Regions from separate parts of the Homo sapiens genome. Here region 1 is linked to region 2. A link is a contact called in ENCODE Hi-C or POLR2A ChIA-PET data. All regions are on one chromosome and are shown on one strand. The core of a region is the stretch at or near the end of the contact, and the rest is flanking DNA. Distances in the headings are between cores, read along the strand shown. Region 1 holds the start of PHKG2 (phosphorylase kinase catalytic subunit gamma 2). Region 2 holds the start of INO80E (INO80 complex subunit E).

Region 1 (3,519 bases), core at 398-2,897, 750 kb after region 2:
CATGCTCTTCATTATTATTTTTATCCCCGATATTGACCTATGGAAACCCTTTCAATCTGGTTCCTGTGTCCTTGTGATAAGCCCCGCTCATTAGTAATGTCTGGCACAAATCACTCCAGACTCACCTTGTACTTTCCCTGCTGAAGCCTAGAAATTGGCCATTTCTCCTGAAAAGACTTAGTTCCTTTTATTGGGTACTGTTATTGAGAAATCAGCATCTAGACACTAGGCGTTCTACTGGGAAGTTACTGCTTAGGGCATTCTGAAAGCAGAGGTAAGAGCCAGTAAATAGTTAATGTTATCTACTTTACATCTTTTAAAAATCTTTTTAAAAATTCCAGTCAATCATAGGGTTCTTTCTCCACTTTCCCCATTCCAGATTCCAGATTCCAGATTCCCACAGTTAAGAACCTTGGCTTCCAGTCACATCAATATATTGATTACTCAGCTTCAGAATTATTATCCTGTTATATTACCAAACAACAAATCTAAGTAAAGTTCAAGATTTTTTGCAATTTTGCCTTTAGATTGATGGTATAGAGTCATAGTACTCTATAAAAAGTTACCTGAATTCATTTTTCTTCCCTCATAATTGTAATCCCAAAGTGTCATTTCTAAGATAGCTGTAGGGAGATAAGTTAATTCTTTTCCTCTTTGGCTGGAACATAACCTCCACAGGGTAGGGGTGTGTGTGTTGTTTCATTGCTCTCAGTCTAGTTCCTAGGTCTTAGACGGTCATAAAAATTTGTTAGTGAATGCCAGGTTTGAGCTATGCACTGAGTCACTCCTGGCAGAATCTAACAACCTGGTGGGTTTAGAACAGAGTGTGATACAAGGCTTTTGGGAGAGGGTGGAAGATTGAGAAAGTGTGTAAATCCCAGATAGTAAACGCTAGGGCTTTGGATGTATTTAGGAGGAGTTGAAGCGGACACAGAAAAGGCTTCCTCTGGCATTTTAAGTCCGAACTAAGAGGCCAAGCTGGAGTCCAAGCTGCGTGTGTCCAAATGTTTTAAGGGCTGGAGTGTACTCAGGACAGGCGCTTTGGGCCAGGCTGCTAATATTGAAAAGAGCTTGCTGGGCGTTGTGGCTCAAGCCTGTAATCCCAGCATTTTGGGAGGCTGAGGCGGGAGGATCGCTTGAGCCCCGAAGTTCAAGGCTGCAGTGAGCTATGATCGCGCCACTACACTGCAGCCTCAGCGTGGGCTACAGAGCGAGACCCTGTCTGAAAAAAGAGAAAATGCTGAATTCAGTTAGGGATGCTTGGAGGAGACCGAGGGAACCCTGCTCAAGTCTGGGAACTAGAGGCGCGGGAAGGTCCTGCTTCCCCGCCACCCAGAGATCACGTTTCCCAGTAAACCCAACTTCCGGGTCCCATTCCAGGCCTCCAAGCCCACGTGACAACAAGCTCCGCCCTCTGCTGTCCCGCAGATGCCACTCGGTGATTGGCCGCGTCTGAAGCCGCGCCCCGGCGTCGCGTTGCAGCCTTAGGTCCAGCCGAGCGCCGACTCACGCCCCAGCCCCAATTGGGCGGCCGGTTTCCAATTGGAAGGGCTTCTGAGCCTCAGTCTTCGGGCGGCGCTGACCATTGGCGGGCAGGATGGAGGCGGAGCCTTGGGTTGTCGCCCGCCGCCGGGGGTTAAGGTGAGCGACTGCAGGCAAACCCGGCGACAGCGCAGCTCGCGTCGACCCTGGCTCCTCTGCCTGCCCCCTCAGGTGAGCCTGCGCTAGACCCCCGTCCCCTTCCTGCGCCCGCCCGAATGCGCCTGCGCGGCAACAGCCGCCTGCCCTTGCGCCCCTTCCCCCTGCCTCCTGGGCACATCTCCCCACTCCCCTCCCTGCCCTGCCATCCTCCCGCCCCCAGGCTCTTCTGCGGGGTCTCCCCAGTCCGGGTCCTTCCCCCACCCCCCCCCACCCCCCAGGACCCTGGCGCCCCAGCTGCAAGGGCTGCGCCCCCGGGAGCCGCCATGCGGGTCGTCTCAGAGCCTGTGGGCCTCCCTGCCCTCACTGCCCTCCTCCTCCGCGCAGGCCCCCGCCTCCTTCAGGATGACGCTGGACGTGGGGCCGGAGGATGAGCTGCCCGACTGGGCCGCCGCCAAAGAGTTTTACCAGAAGTACGACCCTAAGGACGTCATCGGCAGGTAAGGCCGCGGCCAGGGAAACGGAGGTCCAAAGAGGTCGAGCCCCAGCATTCCCGCTTCCGTTTGAAGGCTGGAGAGTTCGCGGGTGGTGGTGGTGGTGGTGGTGGTGGTGGTGGTGGTGGTGGTGGTGGTGGTGGTGGTGGTGGTGGTGGTGGTGGTGGTGGTGGTGGTGGTGCTGCTGCTGCTGCTGCTGCTGGTGGTGCTGGTGCTGGTGGTGGTGGTGCTGGTGCTGGTGGTGGTGCTGGTGGTGGTGGTGCTGGTGGTGGTGCTGGTGGTGGTGCTGGTGGTGGTGTGTGTGTGTGTGTGTGTCTTTCGGTGGTGGTGGTGCTGGTGCTGGTGGTGCTGGTGGTGGTGGTGTGTGTGTCTGTGTGTGTGTGTGTGTCTTTCAAGTTCAGGTTTTCTCAGGAGAAGACTGGATAGTTGGTTTTGTTTGTTTGTTTGTTTGTTTTTGAGACGGAGTCTCGCTCTGTCGCCCAGGCCGGAATGCAGTGGCGCGATCTCGGCTCACTACAACCTCTGCCTCCTGGGTTCAAGTGATTCTCCTGCCTCAGCCTCCCGAGTAGCTGGGATTACAGGCGCGCGCCACCACGCCGGCTAATTTATATTTTTAGTAGAGGCGGGCGTTTCACCATATTGGCCACGCTGGTCTTGAACTCCTGATCTCGTGATCTGCCCGCCTCAGCCTCCCAAAGTGCTGGGATTACAGGCGTGAGCCACCGCGCCTGGTTGACTGAATAGTTCTAAATGGGAAGAATCAGTGATCAGTGGAGAACACCTAGTGACTAGACTCTTACCTTGGGTCAACCCCATTTTTTCACGGATTCATTCATTTATGCCTTCAACACAAAGCTCAACACGGGGAGGGCAGAAAAGATGCGTATGCCCTGGAGGTACTCCACCCGAAGTGACTGAAATTGGCACGTGAACGTTAAAAAGGCATCAGGCTAGATAGGTAGAGGTCTGTATCAAGTGCTATGGGATTCCAGAAAAGCACACCTTCTCAGGAGGAGTCACCTTTGGGCTGGGTCTTGAGGTATGAGTAGGAGTTCAGGGGGGGGTCTTTAAAATCGCAAAAATGTATGCGTGTGGTAGATGTCTCCAGCTTTCATCAGATTCTCAAAGAGGCTCATTAAAGCTGGGTCATAATTAAAACATGGCCTCAAACTCAGATGCCCTTAGTGGTTGCGCAGGAAATTGAAACTGTGAAGTGGCCAAGAGTAAGAGAGTAGGAAGTGTTGTGGAAGGTGGAGGGTTTTGCCCCACCTATGATGTATGAATTCAGATTTGTGTAAAAAAATAAAAAAAAAATTGCACCGGCCAAAACGTAACACATCTGAGGGCTGTGTTTGGCCTGTGGATCAATAGTTTACATCCCTTGATT
Region 2 (3,585 bases), core at 671-3,170:
CTCCTCTCCTCCCTAGCTGACTTTCTCCGGCCATTGCTCCTGGTTCTGGGTTTCCAATCCCCCTTTTCCTCATCCTCTTCTTTCTCTTCCTCCTCCACTTCCTCCTCTCTCTGCTCTTTCTTCTGGGCTAGGATCTCCTCTTCACTCTCCTGTTCACTTTCCTTCAGGCTTTTAGTTCCTTTATTTCCCTCCACCTTCTTTGCTGTCCTCTGAACGGGTTCTGCCTCGCTCTCCTCACTTTCTTCCCTGGCCTGCTTCCTACTGACTGAGGCCTTGCCTGGTGCCTGCTTCTTTACCACAGGTTTCTTCCTAGTCTTCCCCTTGTACCCCTTTTCCTCCTCCTCACTGCTCTCCTCTCCCCTCTGTGCGGGCAGGTCCCTCTGCCGTTCCTCATCACTGCTCTCCTCAACTGCCTTTGAGGCTCGCCTTGGATTCTCCTCTTTGGCTGGGCTGACTTCTGCTGCCACCCCATTCTTTGCTGGGGGTCCAAAGTAGTCTGGGCTGGAGGCTTCAGAGCCGGACTCTGGAATATGGAGAGGAGAGAGGGTTGAGACAGGCTCCTCCTGTCCCTTCTCCCTTCACTTCGGATAGGTTGCCTCGAGCCCTGCCCTGACAGTTGGAGGGGCAGCAGGAAACAGCTATCTGTACTTGCTGTTCCCGGTTCCTGACTCACTAGCCTTGCTCCCTCATCTAACGCCTGGGGACATAAGAGATGCGCAGTGAATGCTTCTTGAGTGAACCAACGATGCAGAAGGCCCCCACAGCAGGGAGGAAGCACTAACCCGACTCTGAATTGAAGCGGAACCTTTTTCTCTCCGGGTCGCTACAAGGGGTGGGAGGCCTCTTGCCCTTCTTGGTAAGGTCCAGTTTGTCTTCCCTGGAAGCGGCTTCATCCACCTGTGTGTGCGCCAAGAGGGCAAACTATGCACCAAGGCTGCGCTCACCGCGCCCCGTCAGGCCCCTCCTCCTCAGCAGCAAGCCCCGCCTCCGCCTCCCGCGGCCCAGGCTCCGGCCCGGCACACCTGCATCTTCAGCAGCTCCTCCTCCACCAGCCGCTTCAGTGCCTGCTTCTCCTCGGGCTCCAGGTGGCTGCGGCCCGAGTGAGCTAAGTACCTCCGCCGCACGATGGAATGCGTAAGCGTGCTGCAGGGACATGGTGTCAGGACGGAGTCCCGACCCACCCGCGCCCTTTCCAACCCCATCTCCAACCCCCTGGGCACCTGAGGTCCGGGCGGCCTCGGAAGAAGCTACGGGTGAACTCCTGCATCTCCTTCTCCCGCGCCATTTTGCTCAACCCGGGATTGACGGCTCCCGCCTTTTTTTCTTCTCGGCCTCCGTCAGCGCGTTTGACAGCGGCTCGCGCACGCGCAGTGCTGCGGCAACGTGGGGCGAGGGACCGTTGGCCCTTGGCCGCGGACCGCGTGGGCCGAGAACTTTGCCAGACGAGACTTGTTTTCTCTGGGCAGTTGGAGGGTCTCGCGGCTCCTACCCTTTTTTGGAACGGATCATTTTAAAAGTTCTCGTTAGAAACCAATTCGGCGCCGGCACCCTTTGGGTGAAACCTAATCAGCCCGCGACGCTGCCTTTCTCACTGGTCACGGGCAACAGCTAGGCTGCTGTTATTTCGCAAGGCAGAAGAGAAAAGGCATCCTCGCGAGCAGATGAGGAACCTCGGGGATAAATCCTTTTGTGGCTTCAAGTGTCTAAGTACATTAGAGTCAGGAACGGCGCTTTCCAGCGTCCGCCATTTTTGTGGCGTCACCGCGTCGCTGCTACGCCATCCCCAGCGCAGTGGCTGCCGCGCTCCTGTCCCAGTGTCCCCCGGGAGGTCGGCCCGTGCGGTGACGCCCCTGAGCGCGGGGTACGCCGGGAGTTGTAGTCCTGACGGCACAGCCTTGCAGCGTCTCCGGAAGTGGAGGCGGGAGCGGCACGGCAGCCACTGCTTGGGGTAGCGGGAGGGCAGACTCTGGGCGCCACTCCCGGGCCGGTCATGAACGGGCCGGCGGACGGCGAAGTGGACTACAAAAAAAAATACCGGAATCTGAAGCGGAAGCTCAAGTTCCTCATCTACGTGAGTGCTGCCGCGGGAAGGCTGTGGGGGATGAGGCCTGGCGCGGACAAGATCTCAGTTTACCCAGGTGTAAAGTGGGTGGGGCGAGCGGCCGCTGGTTCCGGGGCCCTTCACGGAGGACCGTTGGCCCAGCGCACCCCTTGCCCGTGATACAGGAGCACGAGTGCTTCCAGGAGGAGCTGAGGAAAGCGCAAAGGAAATTACTGAAGGTGTCCCGGGACAAGAGGTGAGGCACGTTGCAGGGGCGGAGGGCGATGTGCTTCCTAGGAAATCTACATTCGGACCCCATCCCCGAGTAGGGCCACAAGTGCATGGGCTCTTTCAAGTATCCGATGGGCCAGCTGGGAGGGACAGGTACCCAGGAGGACATTGCTGCGCTGGAAAATCACTGTCCGTGTCTCCTTCCCTCCCCTCAGTTTCCTCCTAGACCGACTTCTGCAGTACGAGAACGTGGATGAAGACTCTTCGGGTGAGCAAGGTCTTCAAAAATTGGTGGAGAGCATGGTTCCTGGTACTTAGCAAGCTTCCTGGGCCCCCGCCTTTTAGGCAGTGGTGGCTGATGCAGCCCCCAGTGGTCCTTAAGCCTAGTTGCTTGCCTTCCACCTCCACCGTTCTTTCATTCAGGCACTTACTGAGCACCTATTGTGTTTCAGGCACTGTGCTTGGCACAGGGGATACAGCAGAGGCAGAGATAGGCAAAGCCCTTGGCCTCTTGTAATTTATATTCTAGTTGGGAAGAATAAGTAAATGAAGACAATAGACTAGAATTTTAGGTCATAGGAAGGACTTGAAGGTAATGAAAACAGTTATGCGGTAATGATTATAGTAGAACAGGGGTTGATGAATTGTTTCTGCAAAGGGCCAGATGGTAAGTAAGCTTTTTGCAACATACAATCTTTGAAGCACCTACTGAACTCTGCCATTGTAGTAGCAGCCGTACCCCATAGGCAAATACATGAGTATGGCTATGTTTCTATAAAACTTTATAGGCACTGAAATTTGAATTTCATATTTTTCCATATGAAAAATTTTTCTTTAGTTTTTTTTTTTTCCAACCGTTTAAAAGCTTAAAAGCCATTCTTGGCCAGGTGCAGTGGCCCACGCCTGTAATCCCAACACTTTGGGAGGCCGAGGTGGGCGGATCACAAGGTCGGGAGTTCAAGACCAGCCTGACCAACATGGTGAAACCTCGTCTCTACTAAAGATACAAAAATTAGTCGGGTGTGGTGGCGTGCACCTGTAATCCCAGCTACTGGGGAGGCTGAGGCAGGAGAATCATTTGAACCCTGGAGGCAGAGGTTGCAGTGAGCCGAGATCGCTGCCACTGCATTCCAGCCTGGGTGACAGGGCGAGACTCCGTCTCAAAAAAAAAAAAAAACGCCCTTCTTAGCTTGCAGACCACACAAGCAGGCAGCAGGCAACCTCTGAATGGAGTACTCAAGAAAGGCCTTTCACAGAGTGACATTTGAGTTGGGACCAGAGAAGAAACCAGCCTTCCATCCTGGGCAACATAG

Evidence for each region. Hi-C counts contacts between places; a loop is a spot of excess contacts on that map. ChIA-PET counts read pairs that join two places held with the same protein, here RNA polymerase II (POLR2A). Pooled maps may share reads with other maps.
Region 1: a loop to region 2 is called in a pooled map, with 6 times the contacts of the local background. The contact joins the promoter of PHKG2 here to the promoter of INO80E in region 2. A Hi-C loop is called at or near these places in 1 of 168 maps with a recorded cell type or tissue (CD14-positive monocyte) and 5 of 50 pooled maps. POLR2A ChIA-PET finds 5 or more read pairs at or near these places in 1 of 52 experiments (activated B cell).

What each region holds. Positions count from the first base shown.
Region 1 is chr16:30,746,778-30,750,296 of GRCh38, forward strand. PHKG2 (phosphorylase kinase catalytic subunit gamma 2) reads left to right here and starts at 1,648. Exons shown (of 10, transcript NM_000294.3): 1 at 1,648-1,713; 2 at 2,026-2,138. The coding sequence starts at 2,044. RefSeq lists silencers at 1,395-1,694, 1,735-1,874.
Region 2 is chr16:29,994,321-29,997,905 of GRCh38, forward strand. It overlaps INO80E (INO80 complex subunit E), which reads left to right and starts at 1,921. Exons shown (of 7, transcript NM_173618.3): 1 at 1,921-2,071; 2 at 2,227-2,297; 3 at 2,488-2,540. The coding sequence starts at 1,991. HIRIP3 (HIRA interacting protein 3) reads right to left here and starts at 1,297. Exons shown (of 7, transcript NM_003609.5): 1 at 1,221-1,297; 2 at 1,023-1,143; 3 at 783-897; 4 at 1-523. The coding sequence starts at 1,285. RefSeq lists enhancers at 1,645-1,814, 1,875-2,004.